Regions from separate parts of the Mus musculus genome. Here region 2 is linked to region 1. A link is a loop called in an ENCODE intact Hi-C map of the cell type or tissue named here. Cell type or tissue: left cerebral cortex. All regions are shown on one strand. Each heading gives the region's core, and the rest is flanking DNA. Links, peaks and the distances in the headings are about the cores only. Region 1 holds the start of Wdfy3 (WD repeat and FYVE domain containing 3). Region 2 overlaps Wdfy3 (WD repeat and FYVE domain containing 3).

Region 1 (4,385 bases), core at 282-4,281:
TCTGGCCTCTGCACAAAGGGCTTATTCCACTTTAACACAGTCTTTGTTTTATGAGGAGTGTGAGTTCATCTGAGTGAATACACAGGACACAGTAGTCATGTTGCTGGAGAACCTGAGCTGACCAGGGTTTTGTTTTGTTTTGTTTTGTTTTGTTTTGAATACCTAAACTCAAGATGACAGAAACTACATTTGGCCGGCAACAAAGACCCAGGAAGGTAAGAGCTGTGGCGGTGACAGATCTGAGGCAGAGCTGAGAGAGAGCAACTGGGAAGGGTCTTTTCCAGACCATCCTTATAATCCTTATATTTGTATAGCTTCAGCAAAACAAGGGAAGGCAGCTGGGTGTATATGTGTGCACTAGGAGAAAACCTTTGTGAAATATTCTCTATAAGACACCAGCAGGAAAATTGCCACATTTGCATACTGATATACCCTTGAACTTTATTGCAATGGTTTTTTTTCCAACAGAAAGACATTTATAATCAATGTGCTGATGACATACATTTCATAAATTTTCTTCTCCCAATTATAATTACAAAAAAAATTCGAAACCTCATTCATATTTAGTTGAAGATCTTCCTTCTGAAAGGCACCCTGGTCTTAGTGTTGACTCAACTGATTTTCTTACCCTAATGTAGCCATGCATCCAGTAGCTCTTCTTCCTGCCACACTCCCAGGCTGAAGAGAATTTTGTGGTACATTTGTGTAAGGGCAGATTGGAGGAACGGTACCTAAAGAATACACATCAAAGGGCCAAGGAGGAAGGAGCAGTAAGAAGGAAAAGGAAGCAGGCACACCCCTCCCCCACCCAGCGACCTGGCAGTAATGATTTATTTAAAACTGTATTATAGAGCGCTATAGCACAGCCTATTTGGCTTTAAAGGAATTCTATAGATGGCACAGACTGAGTTAAAACAGTTGAATGGCCAGTATCTTTACAGGTTACTTTGTGAGCCTTAGAGGCAAAGCATCGGATTTCTGTTCCCCCTTAGATGATCTGGTTATAAAAGTAGGTTTTTTTAAAAGGGGTTGTTCTGACCTACTCTTTCAGAATTGAGTAACATTTACATTTTTATTCTGTAGCCTGCCCCTGGTCTCTTCCCTTCCCTGACTGTCTCCCTGGCCTCCAACTCTGGACAATTCTTCTATCCTCCTGAGGGACCCCCCAACCTCATCCAACAGCAGCCCCACCCAGCACAGGCCTTACAGGCATGGCTCTCCACACCTGGGGAAAGGTGCTTTGTCCTGCCAGCGGGTGCCTGGGAACAGCAGGAACAGGGGCCCCCACACGGAACAGCTGCTGAATCTTGTAGCAAACAGTGGAGTAAATCGGTACAACTGGATCCAATTCCAAACACAAACTGGCTTAAAAAAAGGAAACAGCAAGTCCAAATTACTTCGGCTTTTTTTTTTTTTTTTTCTTTTTTAGAGGAAATCCTAAAACTGCTGTAGATTGCAGTGTTGGGAAAACAAGCTCGTGTTTCCAGTTTCTGTACCACTACTTCCCCACTCTGAGCTGTTCAACTCAAGGAGTTCAAGCATTCATGCTGACTCAGTTTTGTCCCCACCGTCAGAACAGAAGTATGACCCAAACGGTACGCTGGGCGGACTAGGAACAGAGACAAGCTGATGTCCGCTTGGCTGTTTCAAGTTTACCAATCCATACTCATTTAGTGCAAACATTGTGTTGGTCAGGTCTATGGAGGTACAAAGAATGACCTTTCCAGAAAGGGCAAACCTAAAATCTCAGCAGAAGGTCTCAAGGTCACTGACCCAGGACAACCCTGGAGACTGGAAACTCCTGGGTCCTGATCCGCACCGGAGGAGGTGGGGGTTCGAGGCCGCGTAGTGAAAGAGCTAGCGTGGGCAGTTCTTTTGTACTCCAGCTGGAGTAAAATGAACGCAGGCTCGCGTGTTTTCATCGCTGGTGACAGCATCCAGCAATGGGAGTAGGGCTCAGGGGCGCGCAGCGGTGCTTTCTCAGCAGGGTCCCCCGAGAAGCCGGAGGAGGGGGTGAGCGCTGCGCCAGAGGACCCGGGAGCCCGGAGGCGAGGGCAGGGGGCGCGGGGCGCGGGGCGCGGACTGGGCTGCGCGCCTGTCCAGGGTGCCGGCAAGCAGGAGCCGCGGCGAGGGAAGGAAGTAGGAAAGAGGAAGGAAAGGCGGGAGGGGCCGGCCGCGCGGCTGCAGTTTCTGCGGCCGGCCTGGTAGGAGGAGCGGGAGGAGCGGGAGGAGGATCCCGAGCCGTCCGTCAGCGGGCGCGGGAGGTGGGGAGAGCGGGAGGAGGAGGAGGATTAAAGATGGCCACCAGCAGCTGCGGGAGACGGCCACCAGCCCTCACTTTCCGGGATGTTCCCCGCGGCCCGGCCCGGCCTTGATGGAGAGGAGCAGCCCGTGCAGTGCCGAGGCTGAGGCGGCGGCGGGGACCCGGCGAGGGAGAAGACGCGGCGGAGCAGGGACCCAGGCGGGAGAAGGGAGCGGCGGCGGCGTCGCTGCCCTGGCTGCCTAGCACGGCTGCCGCCCCGGCCCCGCAGCTCGCGGACTGCAGCGGGCGCTCGGCCCCGGCCCGGCCTGGGGGGACTCCCGGGCCCCACGCCTGGGCCCGCGCGTCCGCGGTGAGTGCTGCCTGCCCGCTCGCCGGCTCGCCCGCGGCGCGCTTTGTTCCTGCGGGGCGGAGGCGCTGTCCGCGCGGGGACAGGCCGCGGCCCAGCCGCTCCCCCACCCGCGTCCTCCTCCGGGCCTGGAGAGGGCGCCGTCGGCGGCTGGTCCCAGGCGGCCGGCGGAGGGGCGTGCGGGGGCCTCGGGGATGGGGAGGCGGGGGCAAGGCGACCGCAGGTCCGGGAGGGCGGGGGCGTAACCCGGCGGCGCCCGGGGTAGGTGGGGGTCATGCCGGTCCCCTCGGGAGGACCCTCCCGGTGCCCATTCCCGGACCCCCCAGCCCCCACCCGCGCGCGCCCGGGCGCAGCGGAGCGCGGCCTCCATCCCTCGGGCGCCGTCTCCAGGGCCGCGGGCCTCTCCTGGCTCATCCCTCTACGCTCTGAGCTGCAAACCCTTCCCTGTGGAAGGGACCTGGGATGCTTCTGTCCTGCATCGGGGATGTGGTGGCATCACCGACATTCGCGGTTATGGCGGGGTTGAAAAGGCAGCGGTGACCTTTCCGACCAGAGCCCTCTGGACCATGGTCGCATCGGAGGTGCTGCGTTCCATTGATTTTTTGACTCTTGAATCGGAGAGACAGATGATGAGTTCTTCCTTTGTAGAAATAATAGGATAGAATCAGATCAAGCAGATGTTTACCGAATGCATGGATTTTCAGTACCTCACCAATGGCTAAGTGTTTTTTCTGTGGGAAAAATGGTGCTTATGCATACGAAAAACTATTTTTGTTCACTAATAGCTATGGGTTGGTCAGTACCAAGTGGTTATTATGGTGTCTGAAAACCCAACAAAAAAAGAAAAACAAAACCCTTGCGTCGAGACAGCAGATTCCAGGCTGGCCTCTATCAAGCAGGTTTAGATCAGTTTTCACTGTCAGGATGTAAAGCAAGTAAAAATAACAAAACAATGAAAAATGTACTTATTTACAGGAAAATGGGATGTGGTATTAGTGTAGAGTCTAGGAGAAAGACTATAGTCTGTTAGTGTATAGATCTAGTCAAAGTAAATCCCTCTTTAAATAAAACTGTCATCATGGGACCCTGCTGTGTAAGAATTAGCTTGATATGCATTTAATGTTTAAAAAAAATCTGTATTTCATTAGGTTTGAGAACTAAAACTTTGAGCAGTTCTGCCTCAAGCAACTAGAAATACAGGTTTTTAAATAGTTTCTCTTTTCCTTAGTTGAAATCTATTCATGTAAAAATATGCTTCTCACAAAAATTTCTCTACAAATGTGCTATGAGTTAAGGAACATGAGGCTTTGAAGTAACTTGGAAAGACATGAAAGAAAGTTAAACCGTAGTGTAATATTCCAGGATCAGATTCTGTACTCTGAGGATGCTGAACTCCACAAGTCTTCACTGTTTACCTCTGGTGTCCTAAATATCACCAAGGTGCTGCATTCAGTGGGGTCTTAGAATTTCTAGAAATTATCCTCAGAATGTAGCCTACATCGGGGCTCCCCCACCCCCATTTGATCTGGAACCACAAAAGATGGTAAACAACTGGGTATCGTAGTTTAAAAAGAGTAAATATCCTACCTGGGTATGGTGACTCATACCTGTTGGCCAGGTACTGGGAGGCTGAGAAGAGCGTGAACGTCTAAGTCTTGTAGATGCAGGCAAGTCTGAGGAAAAAAAATTAGTTTGTGTACTTTCCACCTGTCTCTGTCTAATGCTTGTGATGGAGAGTGTATCAGAGTACCACGGAAAGATGGAGAGGATCCCAGG
Region 2 (4,385 bases), core at 64-4,063, 100 kb after region 1:
TTGAAGTAGCCTGGTCTACAGAGTGAGTTTCAGGACAGCCAGGGCTACACAGAGAAACCCTGCCTCAAACAACAAAACAAATATGAAAAAGCAAGCAAGCAAGCAAGCAAGCATCAGGGAAGAATAGAGGAATTCTGTAAATGCAGTTTGGTGCAGTTGCTGGGACAGGTTACTCCTTGAGCAGAGTAGCCTTTGCACCGTTTCTGTTATGTTTAGCCTAATTTGAAGCAGTGTCTATGTAAGGATGTAGGAAACATCTTTTGTTAAAATGATATTGTGAGGTCCTCTGCCTCTGTTACTAGGCTCTGTGGAATAAAGTCTTTTATTATTGTATGGAAAAGTCCAGACTGAGACGTCCTCATGCGTACGGTATACCCGTATCATGCGTCCGCCTTAGGGAGACTGCGTCGGAGGAGTATGATTGACTAGCTTTTCCTTTTCACTAATTGAGCCAGACCCGGGAGCACAATGCGGGTCCCTCTGGGTTGCTCTGCCTCTTTATTTGCTGGTTTATTTTTGGTTTGCTTTTGGTTTTGAGACAATGTCTTACTATGTGACACAGACTGCTCTGGCCTCCGGGCTCCCCATCCCAGCTTCCTGAGCTGGGGGTATAGTTGTGTCTCTCATAGATAGATAGATAGATAGATAGATAGATAGATAGATAGATAGATAGATAGTTGTATAGTCCCAGTCAGCCCCAGTGTTCCTTTAGCAGCCTCCAGGTAGTGTTCGCTTATAGGAACAGTCACAACCAGCCTTACTTAGGGGGCGCTCCTGCAAAACCATAGTGTGGTGTTAGCTTGGGAAAGTGTGTGGACTGCGCCCGATCTCTTTATAGTGACATTGGGATATTGATAATATGAATACTATATTATAAGTGGGAGCTGTTATGACAGCCTCACAGACAGTATTCCCATGCAGTGTCTCTCTATGATGGGCTGTCTGGCTTTCATTCCATCCCTCTTTGCTGAGCCCACAGCAGCTTACTGTAAGAATTATTTATTCCACAGTTCATTTGTCCGAAGTTTCCAAGAAAGCAAGCTCGTTTACGGGCTTCCTAACCATTGCCTTGTCATTTTCATGACAGCCTTATATTAGGGACGACTGTGGTTAGAACTCAGAAACTTGTAAAATATTGAATGAGGAGTAAGGGTCCATCAGCCCCTGCTTTCTCCCATCGAAGAACCTCCCCCCGAGTGACGTCTCTCAAAGGTCTCATTCAGGTTTCCTTGGAGAATGGTTGTTTTCTGAGGTTTGTTAGTGAGACTTTTCCACCTGATTTATGCCTGGTACATTCGTATGTATAAAGACATGTGGCCAGATGTGATCTTTCAAAAGCCATGATCTTTAGGTGTAAACAGGTCCAGAGGAAATGTCACTGCACTCATGTAACTTGATCTTCAAGTTATGTCACATTTTGAACTTGATAATTAAAAAACAAACAAACACACAAACAAACAAAAGGCCGGTACGTCATGAAATGTGTTCTCTCATCCACAGGTTTTTGGAAATGCTCCTCCAAATACAATGACAGAGAAATTTTCTGACCTTCTGCAGTTCACAACGCAAGTCTCCCGACTCATGGTGACGGAGATCCGGAGGAGAGCTTCAAACAAATCCACAGGTACTTATAGAAGCTGACCTAAGTGGGCCATGGGGGCAGCCGCTCTCTAAAAGTGCTGCTGAAATTCCGTGGGAGGGAGCCCGGCCAGTCTGCAGTCTGCCCGCCCAGGTTCTCCTCTTCATTCTTGCTTCCTTCCTGTATTTTGATCTAAATGCTCTTTCTCTGTCCACATAGATGACTGACTGTGTTTACACTCCTGTCCCGACTAAGCTCCTCCCCTAAGGACAGTGCTTACCTCAGTTCCTCTTACCAGTCTGGATTAAGTCACACTTCCTTGGTGCAATGTTCTCGACTGCTGTAATCAAGACATTTTTCACTCTTCCAAAGTACACTTTTGTTTCTCAGCTTCATGAGTGGTGTGTGTGCCTCTGTGTGTGTGTGTCTGTTTCCTGTTACACCATAAGTAACTTAAGGGCTGTTCTGTTTAGTTTTTTCCAGCTTGACTAAAGCTACAATCACTTGGGAAGAGGGAAGCTCAGTTGAGAGCAGAGTTCTCACCCGATTGGCCTGCAGGGCGCTTTCTTGATTAATGATTGATGTGGGAGGGCTCTGGTCACCGAGTGGAGGGCAGGCCGCTCTGTAAAAGGCAATGCCACCCCTGGACCCCATGGTCTTGGATACTATAGGAAAGCAGGCTGAGCAAGCCAGTAAAGGACATTCCTCCAGGGCTTTTGTTTCGTCCCCTGCCTTGAGTTCCTCCGACTTCCCCTGCCTTATGGACCCTTGCCTAGGAGCCAAAGAGGAAATGAATGTTTTCCTCTGTAAGTTGCCTGTGGTCATGTGTTTCATATCAGCTACAGGAACCCTAAATCAGGGGTTAGGCCAGCGAGGTCATTCTGCAGGAGCCCAGGGAGACTGTCATCTGGGACAATCTTGTAGCAAGGACCGGGTCAATCCTCCTTTTGACAAAAAGTCCTGGTTGTGGCTGGTAACCTGGTACCATGAGATCAGAGTAAGGTTGTCTTGCTGAGCCTATCATTGGTGATGTTTCTCTTAGTGGAGGAAAAATTTCCCAGAGAATTACTCAGACTTGCTTAGAAGACATATCTGCCTTGGGAGCTTGAAAGCCGGCAGGAGGGGAGGAGGAAGGCTGTGCACTCTCTGCATTAGGTTTCTGCTTTGTTCTGTGTACTGGGTAGTTTTCTGCTTTACAGATGGCTCCCTTCTCTCCCTGAGCTCAGCTGAGAGAGAGCCAGCGCTCAGGACTTTCCTAGTGTAAGTACTCATCCCATTGTGAAGGACTCACCCTCAGGACCAGATCCCAGCCTGCTCCTTTCCCAGATCCCAGCCTGCTTCTTTCTCAGATGCTCCATCTGTGTGTAGCATCACAGGGGCATGGCAGCGCAGACCAGAGCACTGGCTTCAGCAATTAGAGTTACATACATGATCTGAGATGTTCATCTTAGCCCATGGATAACTAGAATGTCTTTAATTGAGGATTAATTCCATTCGTGTGAGGGGATGCAATACGTTATTCAATGAATAGATTTGAAACTGAGGCAGCTTTGATTGCATTAGCACCTGAAAAGCGTCTAATGAAAGGGATGGTTAAAACGTCTGACCTCATTCCCTCCTGCACCCAAAGTGGGACTGACTCCTCTCTCTCTCTCTCTCTCTCTCTCTCTCTCTCTCTCTCTCTCTCTCTCTCTCTCTCTCTCTCTCTCTCTCTGTTTGTTATTTCGAGACAGGGTTTCTCTGTGTAGCCCTGGCTGTCCTGGAACTCACTCTGTAGACCAGGCTGGCCTCGAAACTCAGAAATCCACCTGCCTCTTCCTCCCAAGTGCTGGGATTACAGGCATGCGCCACCACTGCCCGGCAACTGACTCCTCTCTTAGCACACACTCTTGTTCTAGTTAATTTTGTCAGAGCAGAGATTTGTGATGTAAGATTTGTATGACTGTGAACGGGTAGCAGGAAGGGAAATTTCTCAGTGACGTTAGCTCCAGTCATTTTCTGTCCGGAATGACACCTGAGATTAGGAAATGTCCCCAGACTTATTTCACTAGCTTCTCTGTCCTCATTGTTGATATCCTCTCAGGCTGAGCTGTCTGTGGGAAGTCGTGGTGCTAACTACATATTTGTTTTCTTTGCTCCCTCGAAGATCTTATACGCATAAGACAATCTTTTGGGTGAGATGACAGGTGGATGTCTTAAATAGAGAGTGTGTTTCATTCTTAACTATGGTAATAGTTACACAAATATTTAATTTTGAAGTGTTTATAAACCCCCCCCCCCAGGACATAGCAAGAATAATACAAGAATACAATGCAATAATGCAAGAATCTCAGGATGCCCCTCATTTTCTTCCCATTGCTGGCATCTCATTGTTAAGGGATTATAAGGTATATAGTTACCATATTTTGTATGCTCATTTAGCTTTAACATCTTAAAGCTTATTTAGATTTCTTAAGAGTTCACTCTGTACAGTTAGTTACGTCTTCAGTGTGTCGTGGAGGACATCGCTACATGCCGAGGCCCTGGTTAAACCCAGTAGTGCAGTCCTCAGTGGTACCATGCCGGGTATAGAGAGGCTGGTGATGATGGCCCAGTCCTCCAGCGACAGGGTTAGAGACTTGTCCTGGATCCTAGTTACACATTCCTGCCTTTCTTTCCAACCTGAAAAGCATTGTGCTGTGCTCCAAGAAGTTCAGAGCCACAACACCGTCAGGTAATTTCGTTCCCAAGGTGTGCACATGTGGCACATAAAAAGAAGCAAATACAGAGGTTGCAGAAATCTGTAAATTTACAGATCTCTCTCTCT

Evidence for each region. Peaks named below come from ENCODE experiments on the same cell type or tissue, not always from the same donor. Only the 100,000 strongest peaks of a DNase experiment are listed, where the experiment ranks them.
Region 2: it touches region 1 in a loop (2.7-fold over the local background); 1 of 42 quality-filtered maps calls a loop at or near these places.

What each region holds. Positions count from the first base shown.
Region 1 is chr5:102,067,823-102,072,207 of GRCm38, reverse strand. Wdfy3 (WD repeat and FYVE domain containing 3) reads left to right here and starts at 2,287. Exons shown (of 67, transcript NM_172882.3): 1 at 2,287-2,612. In left cerebral cortex, for the core only: CTCF peaks have their summits at 2,166 and 2,754 (motif pointing right); DNase peaks (open chromatin) are centred at 1,938, 2,237, 2,683, 3,053 and 1 more place; H3K4me3 peaks cover 2,842 bases; H3K27ac peaks cover 1,700 bases.
Region 2 is chr5:101,966,108-101,970,492 of GRCm38, reverse strand. Wdfy3 (WD repeat and FYVE domain containing 3) reads left to right here. Exons shown (of 67, transcript NM_172882.3): 5 at 1,501-1,624. Among named protein-coding and RNA genes, the nearest start is that of Gm42135, 20 kb to the right of the region's middle. In left cerebral cortex, for the core only: no CTCF peak of the experiment used is centred there; a DNase peak (open chromatin) is centred at 1,835; H3K27ac peaks cover 241 bases.